Linked DNA regions of Homo sapiens: region 1 is linked to region 2. The links are chromatin loops, found by intact Hi-C in ENCODE. Cell type or tissue: A673. All regions are shown on one strand. Each heading gives the region's core, and the rest is flanking DNA. Links, peaks and the distances in the headings are about the cores only.

What was found. Peaks named below come from ENCODE experiments on the same cell type or tissue, not always from the same donor. Only the 100,000 strongest peaks of a DNase experiment are listed, where the experiment ranks them.
Region 1: a loop joins it to region 2, with 7 times the contacts of the local background. A loop is called at or near these places in 1 of 110 quality-filtered maps.

What each region holds. Positions count from the first base shown.
Region 1 is chr17:57,480,070-57,485,447 of GRCh38, reverse strand. All of the region lies in intron 6 of MSI2 (musashi RNA binding protein 2), which reads right to left. Among named protein-coding and RNA genes, the nearest start is that of MSI2-AS1, 130 kb to the left of the region's middle. In A673, for the core only: no CTCF peak of the experiment used is centred there; DNase peaks (open chromatin) are centred at 3,317, 4,377 and 4,827; H3K27ac peaks cover 2,766 bases.
Region 2 is chr17:57,545,920-57,551,297 of GRCh38, reverse strand. All of the region lies in intron 7 of MSI2 (musashi RNA binding protein 2), which reads right to left. LOC107984993 (a long non-coding RNA gene) reads right to left here and starts at 1,965. Exons shown (of 2, transcript XR_001752947.3): 1 at 1-1,965. In A673, for the core only: no CTCF peak of the experiment used is centred there; DNase peaks (open chromatin) are centred at 2,737 and 3,227; H3K4me3 peaks cover 380 bases; H3K27ac peaks cover 1,894 bases.

The DNA.
Region 1 (5,378 bases), core at 230-5,229, 66 kb after region 2:
AGTCTGTTTTTTTCCAGATACGCAGGCAAATGAGAAACATTAAACAACAGGCCAACATGGACCCAAGAAAGCTTCATACGTTAACCAGGCGATCTTTAGAAATAAAAGGATTTAAAACTCTCAATTGAGTAGACATGAAAGTAACCCAACAGAGAAAACTGAGGGCAGAGTCCCTGTTCCTCGCTGTGAAACTTGTGCTAAAAGCAACAGTGTGGCCTGTGGCTTCACACCTGGGCCACCTTTCCTAAGACTAGAATAGTCCAGGCCAACCTGTTTGAGGCTGGATGACAGGAAGGCTGTTCTTAAATGGGAAACAAAACCCACTCTGGGAACACCCATTTGAACTGGAAACACTCAGCTCTGCAGTGAGCCGGCACTAAGGGCTCTACACGAGGCACCCTGGGAAATTCAGAAACAGAAAAGATATGAATCTGCTCAGACAAAGACTCAGCCTCCAGTGGGCAGAGGGCCTTGCCTGTGCAGGAGTGACACAGATAAAACCCAGGGGAGTTTACAGAAAGGTGAGACCATGTTTCCCCGAGAGAGAAGCAGGGAAGGCCTCATGGAGCAGGTGGCAGTGGAATTGGGTCTTCGAGCACAGGTAAGAGTTCTGATGGGGTGGAAATGGTGGCATTGCTGACATGAGAGTGACAAAAACAACCATGGGTGGTCTGAGAGAGGACGGAAGCCAAGGCCATGAGTAGCCCAGCAGGGCTGGAGAAGCTGGAACTACCTAGGGAAAGGACACAGGGCATGCTCCACAGAGGGTCCAAGCACTCAGCAATGAAGACAACTGCTTTCTGAGAAGCCTCAGCTTTCTTCAGAGGCCACAGGGAAGAAGAGGAATGACATGAACACAGTTGTTTTTAAGGCACACTTCTCTAATCACAGTTTACTGGATAAACTGGGTAGAGAAGTGTACAAAGAAGGCTGTGGTAACTACTAAGCCAGTCTAATGAAAAACAGATTTAGAATCTGAAATAATCAGAAGAAAGGAAGCTGTTGAGGCTGACAGTACTGAGTTCCGAGGGGGAAGAAATATTTGAGGAATCTACAGAACATTCCAGGTGAAACGTCCAGGAAATCACTGGCCTTCCAAGCTTGGCATTTCCCCCGAAGGAGCCAAGGGTGGAGGTACAGACATGGACCCACTCACCTAAAGGTGATGCTAGGGGTAGAGGTGGAGGGAGAAGATGCAGGGAATGAAGTCCTACGGGCATCTGCCTGAGGAGCAGGGAAAGAGAAGCGACTGCTAACGGAGGCCAAGAACAGTCACAGGGAGGAAGGTGAGCCAGAGAGAATGGCCTCTCAGCCAACAGCCTGAGGTGGGGTTAAACAAGGGCTCTGCAGCCAAACTACCTGGGTTCAAATTCCATCCCTGCCACCCAGTATGAGAGACCTTGGGAAAGTGCCTCCGTTTCTCCATTTGTAAAACCAGCTCTCGGTTCCAAACCCACCCTTTTATACTTATTCTCCACTAGACCTGGGACCCTACAAACCACTTACATTTTTGATTTGCCCCTAGCTCCCTGGTAGGCTCTGCCAACAGCGTGTGCTAGAGGGAGACCCTAAGGCTGGAGGAGGAAGAGGGTCTTGCTCCCTCCCATCTGCTGCCTGGGGGCTTCCTATTGGCTTGTGGTTCCTGTGAGCATCACCCCAGCAATGCTTCTTCATCCTGGCAGTAAAGGTGCCTTCCTGTACCAGCAGCTGAATCCAGCGTGTAGTTTCTCCCAACACTTGCAGAACCAGCAACACAGCATCCACCCCCTCAGAGACATGAGCACCAGTGGCCCAGATCCCTCCTCAGAGGCCTTGGGTTCCTCCTCCAAACATCTAAGTTTTAGTCTTTCCCTCATCAGCCCTAGGTAGGGTAAGGGTGGTGGCTTCCTGCAGTTGCTACCTCCGCAGTACCTGGCAGCAGTGGTTCTCAAAGCGTGGCCCCGCAAAACAGCCACATCAGCATCACTCGAAAACGTATTAGAAATGTGAATTTGGGGGGCGCCAGTCATTTGTGTTTGAATAAGCCCCAGAGGTGATTCGGATGCACCCTAATATTGAAGAACCAATTCCTTAGTTTTCTTTTTACTCTTTCAGTTAGTTAATTTTACATCCCCATGAACACTTCCTTAGCTTAACTCTCTGTGTACAAACAACTAGCATGTTTTCTTTTTTTTTTTTTAAGGCAAGTTTATTAAAAAAGTAAAGGAATAAAGAATGGCTACTCTATAAGCAGAACAGCTCAACTAGCATGGTTTCTATCCCCTAACTAGACTCCAACCAATGCAAGAGGGATAATAGCATCTACCTCCTAATACAACACTAATACTTATTATCATTAGTATATTAGGCTACAGAAGCCAAAAGCAGAAATTAAGAAATGTTATGGTCAGTAGAATCAAATATACAAGGATATTGGATTAGGTTATTGTTGTTGGTCTTTCAGAGCAAAGTTTTAAAATCTGATTTGAGAAAAACCTCCCAGCATGCACACACAGCCGGACTCTCAGAAAATGTTTCCTTTTTAGTCAATTCCTACATGGATGCCATGCAAAACCACTCCATCTATCAAGCTGTCAGAATGAACTGCTAAATTCTTAATAGTCTCACTCACACAAAATGTCCCCACAGTCCAGTGCATCTGGAGGGTCTGGCCTTGACTTGCTAAATGCAGGCACATTCAGATAGCCTTCAGAGGTCCCCATAACAGCACTGCTGTCTACAAACAGGGAATCTATACATGTGAGAGGCACAGAGTCTCGGGAGGTTAAAGAAGGAAGGGACCACCCCAAACTTCTCATGCTTCAGATGAAGATGCTGAGACCCTAGAGATAAAGGAACTTGTCCAAGGTCACACTGTCACCAAAGTCACGGCCAACAACAGCATCAAGCTTCCTAACTCCTCTGGCACCCAAACTCCCTTCCACGCCATGTACACGAATGACAGACTTGGCCATGGCAATATATTTCGTAAGTACAATAATTTAACAAGCAGCAAGAAATCAAATTGTACACGGGTAGAGAAGGACTACAAAAGTAAGTCTGGGAAGAGCTTAGGAAGGAGCATGGCTGTCGGCAGGCAGTTTTCTTTGCCCATCAAAATAATAAATGAAGTCAGGCATTTACTGTAGCGTGAACGCCAAAGCAACTGTGAGCCGATGGTGTTTCCAACAATCTCGGGAGACAGGCAAGACACTCCAAGACAATGCATTCTTAATGCCTTCTTAAACAGATTCTGACTCAAACCCTGAGATGGCTGGGTCTCTTCCAAGAAATGTTAGCCACTGTGAGATATCTCTTTCAGTTCTCTCCAGCAGATCTCCTTGGAATTTGCCAGATAAACAGGCAATTTATCATGTGGCCGAAGGTTGTACGTAATGCATTATCTGCCTTCCACCAGGATTTGTGCATCTGTGTAAGGCCCCTGGTTGGGCCGGTGGACTGACTCGCCTCCATCTTGAGGTGCCATAGCAACATGAAATCAACAAAGAGTGAACTGTTAAATGAATAATTTACTGATTTCATAAGAAGCTGTCTTGCAATTTATAGTTCTATTATCTTTCCTACCCGTGTCTTAACTCCTTTGTATAAAAGCTGCAATCAAGCTGAATAACATTTGAGAATCTAATAAGCATATACCACCCTGTACTCAAGCCGATAGCTATGGATTGATTTTGACAGCAGTTATGTTCCTTTGAGGCCGAGTCTTACCACTGTTGCCTTTTCCTTGCCCCTTCTGCAAAGGGGTAAAAGTTAGGGAGCAAATGACCTCCAATAAGCTTTACATTTTCAAATGAAACATTTTTCTTCTTTGGGATATTTGGAGCCAATCAAGGCAGAGTTGAGTGGCATTCAGAAGTATTATGTGGAAGAAATATCATCGACTACAATCTACCAATTGTCACTTTAAAAATTCCCAAAGAGACCTAGTTACTAGCAAAGGAGAAGGGGGAAAAAAAGCAAAGTATAGTTTCAGTGACAATTGTGGTATTTTAAAGGCTCTTTCAATATCATCAGTGATACCATTTTAGTGGCAGAAGCATATCTTGTCACTCAGCCTCAATTTAAAGGATATTTATGGAGAAGACAATACAATGAAAGCAGACTTATTTGCTGACTTATTTATTTGGGTGGAATAGGTTACAGATTATTTTGGTTCCATGCTTTTCAGCAGAATGGATATATCCTTTTGAAAGACATTACTTGCCGGCTGCTACTCTTCAGTCTCTTCAAGGAAATCAAGCTAAGAAGCAGCAACTACTAACAACAGGGAAATGCAGGCTTTAATACCTTGTCACTGAAAACCCAGATTTCCTTGCACCCACAATGGTTAACAGCCTGGGGAGATTACTAAAGGCATTTGTAATTACCATGAACCCAGAGGAAATGGGTCTTTCTCCAGTGCCTTGTGTATACCATCCTGTACTATGAGTCACTGAAATCCTATGAGTCTCCCTTATCAATGCCATCTCCAGTCTTCACATCCTAATGGTCACTGGCAATACAAACCCACTCCTTTCACTGCATGCCACTAAGGAAGAAGTTCTCTGACTGTATTCCTCATATTTAGGGCCAAGGCTAAAGTCACCTTCTTGTCAATGCTCACCTAATATCAAGGAACCATGGTTCTGTGACTGGGGTGTGGGCTGGCATGAAAACTAACTCATGCCAAGTTACCTAGGCAAACATCATGGCTTCAACGCTAGGACAGCTTGGCCCAAAAGGTAGAAGGTGGCAATTCTGAGAACACAGGATTTTTGAGCTAAATCTCTTTCCCTCGTCTATTTATAGTGCCTCGTCTCTGCGGCTGAGGTCTGAAACCCAGCCAAGCTCAGGCAGAGGTAGGCCTGTTAAGTCCTGCTCACATGATCCAATCTTGAAATTCTGAATATATTACTGAAGGGCTTAGGGTAAGGCAGATACTCTGATGAAGGTGACAAGAAATCTCTTCTGCAGCTTCAAAACTCTCCTGCTGCTGGTTGGAGCCTGAACTTCAGTTAATGTCAACATGAGTCCTGTTTATTGGCCTAAGAAATATTAAGAAAGTTATAGCTTTTGGGGGGTTTTATTTTGGGTTTGTTTTTAATGGTTACATTGATATCTAACATGCCAACATTAATTCTTCATATTTTAACTTTGCTAGGCTGATATTTGAAACAGCTTTTTCTCCTGACAAAAGAGCCTTCGTGGCTGGGCGTGGTGGCTCACATGTGTAACCCCAGCACTTTGGGAGGCTGAGGCAGGTGGATAACTTGGGGTCAGGAATTCGATAGCAGCCCGGCCAACATGGTGAAACCCCATCTCTACAAAAATTAAACGAGCATGGTGGTGGGCACCTGCAATCCTAGCTACTCAGGAGGCTGAGGCAGAAGAATCGTTTG
Region 2 (5,378 bases), core at 289-5,288:
TTCAGGATGGAGCCGGGGCAGGTTCAGCCCCTGATCTGGAGACCTTATTTAGTCTGAGACATAATATTGCTCCTTTTGTCCCCTATCCATTTACCTCCCGGCACTGAAATAAGGGGACTTTGATTCCCTCCCAGTTCATGGCTTCATTCAGAAAGCTCCACAGAAGTAAGCCATTATGTGAGTTCTAAGCCACTTTGAATAAACCAACACAACTCCTTTCAAAAAAGCACCGGGAGAAGGTCATTCATGTGAATAATAACCATTCTTTCTCTTTAATCATTAAAATAAATAAATTCAAATTACATCTCCAGAGAGCACCCATCCCCCCATCAATTTCTGCTCTTGAGTTTAATAGAAAAATGGCTCCTGAAAAATTCTCCTGTGAAGTGAGGCTGGTGTGGAAGACGCCAACACAGTGCTCTCATTCAGAACACTCTCGAATGCAGACTGAATCAGGCCCTAGACAGAGGGCTACGTGTGTGCCTATGCGTGTTGGTCTTGGATGTGCGAACTGTCTAACCCTGCTCTGAGTTTTCCTAGGAAAAGGAAAAATGTCCTGAACCTCGACTCTTCCCCAGGCTGAAAATCTCCAACATTTTCCAGCCCGGCTTCAAACCTGACAGAAAAAGACAAGGGGAGACAGGTATTAAGAAAACGGAGAGCTCGTTTGGATTTTTGCTTCACTTCTGATTCTGTCCCAAAAATTACTTTTGGAAAAGAAAAGGTAAAAAGAGGCAAAACAAAAACAAAAGTAAAAGAGACATCGTGTTCTTTCCCTGTGACCCCCCCAAATCCAAACCTTGCTATTTTAAACAATGAAAAGCACAGTGTGTGAGGAACAGCTTGCATATAGCTGAAGCCAGCATTATTTACTTCAGGTTTCCTATACTAACTCAATTTTTACTTCTTAAGCACTTTTGTTAACAAAGGAGAAGAACAAGTCCCAAACGGGGGTGTCCGTCAAGGAGATCTGTGCTTGCACTGATCCTGAAGGTCGCCTGGGATGCTGTCCTCCCCAGGCTAGCTGCCGTAAGGCCTTGACAACCACTGCTTCCTGCTGCCAGCCGGAGCCACCAAACCCAAGCTCTAAGAACAGTTCTGCAAGCCCCCTCTCCCATGCACTGATAGCACTTAAAAGGGGCGTTTGTCTTCGGCAGCTATTCTCGATCCTATTGAGATTTCTAATTAGCTCAGAAAAGACCGCATTCACTGACAACTAAGGCGGGGATGGGGTAGGGAGAGGAGACAGGCAGGGTGGCTTCCCCCAGCTCAGGAGTGACCACAGCCTGTGAAGATGCTGCTCCTGCTCCAGCATCAACCCTCCTCCAAATGCTTGGATGCCTGTCCAGGGTCTCAACTGACCTCCCTGCAGTCAGAGGTTGCTCCAAAAAGGGACCATCTCCAAGCCTCTCTTGAACTCCCTTCTCTACTCAGCAAGGCCTTGGGCATCAAGCTAAGATCTCTGCCAACTACTGATGCCTTGCCCCTGAGTACAAATGCAGGAGCCCACCTAGGGGTCAAGGAGCTATCGTCAAACAGGATTCCTGGGTTCAAATCCCAATCTCCACCTCCTACTGGCTGTGTGACCTTGGTCAAGTTACTTAACCTCTCTGAGTATCAGTCACCCATTAGGTAAATGGAGGGGCTAGACTGTAAACATTAAATGTGGGGATGTATGAAAAAGCCTCAGCAGTGCCTACAATGACTATTCTCATTCATCCATTCACTCGAACCATTATATTCACCCAGCTCCTAATCTGCAAAGCTAAACGGTATTATAGCTGAGGATAGGGTGAAGGTGAGGTAGAAAGGACAGCAAAGAGCTATCACAACAACAGGGTCATGGTAGTGAGCAACTACCGGAAATGGAAGGAAAACAGTATCCCTTCTCCATACTCTCAACCACGACTTTAGTTGCCGGACAGCAGCCCATGCTGGGCACTGTGCAACTAAACCCATTTGTTGCAAAAAAAAAAAAAAAAAAAGGGCAGTGGGGAGGTGGGCTTGTTTTCGCAAAGCATAAACCCCTGCAGGCTAGGCACCAAGCCCACATAACTGGCCAAGTCTTAGATGGCAGCATGCACAATTAGATGCTTAATATATACTCATTAACAATTCTGTCGGCCGGCGCCCGGCGGCTCACGCCTGTAATCCTAGCACTTTGGAAGGCCCAGGTGGGAGAATCACTTAAGCCCAGGTGTTCAAGACCAGCCTGGGCAACATAGTGAGACCAAGCCTTTTAAAAAACAAACAAATAAAATAATTCTGTCTTTGGAAAAGTCAAAAGTTTGGTGTCTATGTGTGCAGACAATGTCCAGGGCTTGTGAGAATAACCACTGTAAAGTCCAAAGATCTTTTCAGTGGGAGATGATTTTTTTTGGCGGGGGGGTGGGGGGGGGAAGGGTAAACAAACAGTGAGAAGTAAGGGGTGAAGAGGTGAACACACACAAAAATTGCCGAGTGTCTAAACACTGCTCATTAAAAAGCACTTCTTCCCTGGGGTTATCCGGGCTGACTCCGAATGGCCATCTGACCCAGGAAACTCTAGGACTTTGCTTCATGAAGTGGAGTTTGAGAGCAAACCCTCTCCCTCTGCACCACCCCCACCCGCTCCCAGCCCCCCACACCAAACTTCTCCAGCCCTAGTGTTTACAGCTCACTACACCACAAATCTTTATTTCCTGTCACCCACTGGCCCGAGCTGTCCCTACTCCCTGTTTCTCCCAGACAAGTTAATAAGACGGAAGGCTCCCTAGAGGCCCGGAGCCTGCGAACATTATCACTTGGAAGCAAGGCAGAAATCCTGACACATCGGAAATGACTTCAAGCCTATTAATTACCCTTTCTTCTTTGGCAGATCTTTTGAAAGAAAGCTTGACAAATTGAAAGGAAGGCTATCACTGCCTCTCCGCCCCAATTAAGCCCCCACTCCCACCCCAATAACACAAATCTGATTTTTTTTTTAAACGAATTAATATGTCAGAGCTGCACCCACCCCAGGGAGGCCCACCTATGATCTGCATGGACAGGGATACAAAGGGTAAGCCCCTCTGTACAGGTTAAGCCCTTGAAATCTGAGAGACCCAGGGAGCTGTTAAGAAGAAGGGAGTGGTCAGGGCTTTGGACCCCAGAGTTGGTTTTCCTAGGACATTCACAGTGAGCCCAAACCCCTCTACACACACTGGGAGGAGGATGCCACGATGCGTACTAAAGAGCGTCCACATCTATGGGATCTCTCTTCCCTGTTGGGGTGGATGCAATGATGCTTTGATTCTTGAATGCAACATCATTCACAAAACACTCTGGATGAACTGCAACAGAAAAGCACAGGGGACCCTGAATGCTAGAAAAACTGGAGTGTTTAGGGACCAAACAACCACCCTTTCTCCAAGTTTCACTGTCTACCACACTGATGATAAAATCTACTCAGAGTTCCCCTGAAACAATCCTTTCCTTAGAGAGGTTTATGCAAAAACAATTGGGTAGGTTATGTTAATTCTCCAGAGACGTGTGTGTGTGTGTGTGTGTGTGTGTGTGTGTGTGTGTGTGTGTGTGTACTTTTTGTCTATGCAACTACTAAACATCACCAAATGGATCCCAATGGGAATTTCAAACAGAACAACTGATTTTCTTCTTAAAATGTGTTCCTTCCACCAAAGCAGTCCCCATACTATTGAATAGCACTACCATCCCTCAAGAGCTCAACCCAAGAACCTAGAGTTCACTCTAATTTTTCTCTCTCCCCTCACCTCATAACCCATTTCCAATCCATCAGAATCTACCATAACTTGTCTCCAAATATAAATTTTAAATCCCACTGCCTCTCCCCACCTCCACTGTACAACCCTCACCCAAGACGCCATCAGCTCTCCACTGCACTTCTCCAATAAACTTCCACTGGCCACCCTGCTTCCAAACATGCATCCCCGTCCTTCCTTAATTCAGGGAGCCACTGGGATCTTTCTAGAGCACCAGCCATATGCCTCTGCCCTTCTGACCTCCTCCTGAGGGTTCCCATCTGCCTTGCCTGGCTCACAAGTCATTTACCATCCAGCGCTTGTCTGCCTCTCTCAGTCATCTCTACCACTGTCCCTCTTGGAGGCCCCAGCCCTCCACCTGTCCTACCAACACATCAATCAGTTCCTTCCCATGCCAGGTCCTGCACACTTGCTGTTATCTGCTCCTTGGAATGCCTTTCTCACAGTTCTCTGCCTCCCAAGTCCAAGGCCTATTCCTCAGGGAGGCCACTCCCAGCTACCCACCTAAACAGAGTAGGCCCAGGCCCCCTCGCCAACAGCTCCCTATTTTCTCTTCTTCTTAGCCCTCAGCAGTACCTGAAATCGTGTGATGTATGTTCCTTCTCCCCGCAGAACATGAGCTCAGGAGGGCTGGGATTTGGCCTGCCTTGTTCCCTGCAGTACTGCCAGAACTAGCATTGCACCTGGAACATGGAAGGGCCCAGGACACAGTGGCCGTGGGACAAGAGCATGAAGCCCCAGAGCCTCAAGCACAGATGTACCTCTCCTGGGGCAGGGGGTTTCACTCTGCCCCACAGCGGGAGGCTACAGCCTGGCCATCCTGGGGAAACCCAAAGGGAACACATGGACAGATCAGCATCCACTCTCAGAAGTGCCAATGACTTCAAGCTGGAATCCACCCACAGCCTGGTCGTCCCTGGCTGCCCAGGAGAGGCCTTTATCACCATGCCACACAGCCTTCCAAGGGCATTCTTGGATTTGAATCCCCATGCCTAGGTTTGATAAAGGCAAGGCCACCCACCAGAGCCCTATTTTTCTGGTGTATTTTTTACCCTATCTCATTTTAAACTCAAACAAAATCTTTAAGCCATTACCCAGGAAATCATCATTAAATCATTTGTTCGTTTTTATTAGCATCACAGTAATTAAGGAGAATCATATTTCAGAAATCTTCGGCTGCACTTATCAAAACCCACCCTCCAACCAATCAATTAGTATTACAATAACCGCGGTCCCTTGTTGCCGCTGCTATTAGCATTTTGATTGAATGTCTGTTGAAAAGTGACTGGTGACAGAAGATTGTGTTCAGAAAGTAATGTTTCTTTATTCATTACCACCGAACCTTGTCTGGTTGTCTCCAGTCTCGGCTCAAAAGAGACAAGACAGTTTCCAAAAGCAGTCATTTTGGTGGTGGATTGTATTTTCATGAGGTGCGTGATAAATTGGGCATAATCGCCCCGGAATCTCCAGTTACACACAGGGGCCTCCCGCTGACTGTGGCCTTCGCACCCAGCAGCTGCCCCTCGGCTGTCGAGCCCTGACGGGATGATAAGTGTCCCCTCTGCTGCCTCACCCTCCCCCACCCCAATAATCTAGGACAATAAATACCAGGTCTTCACA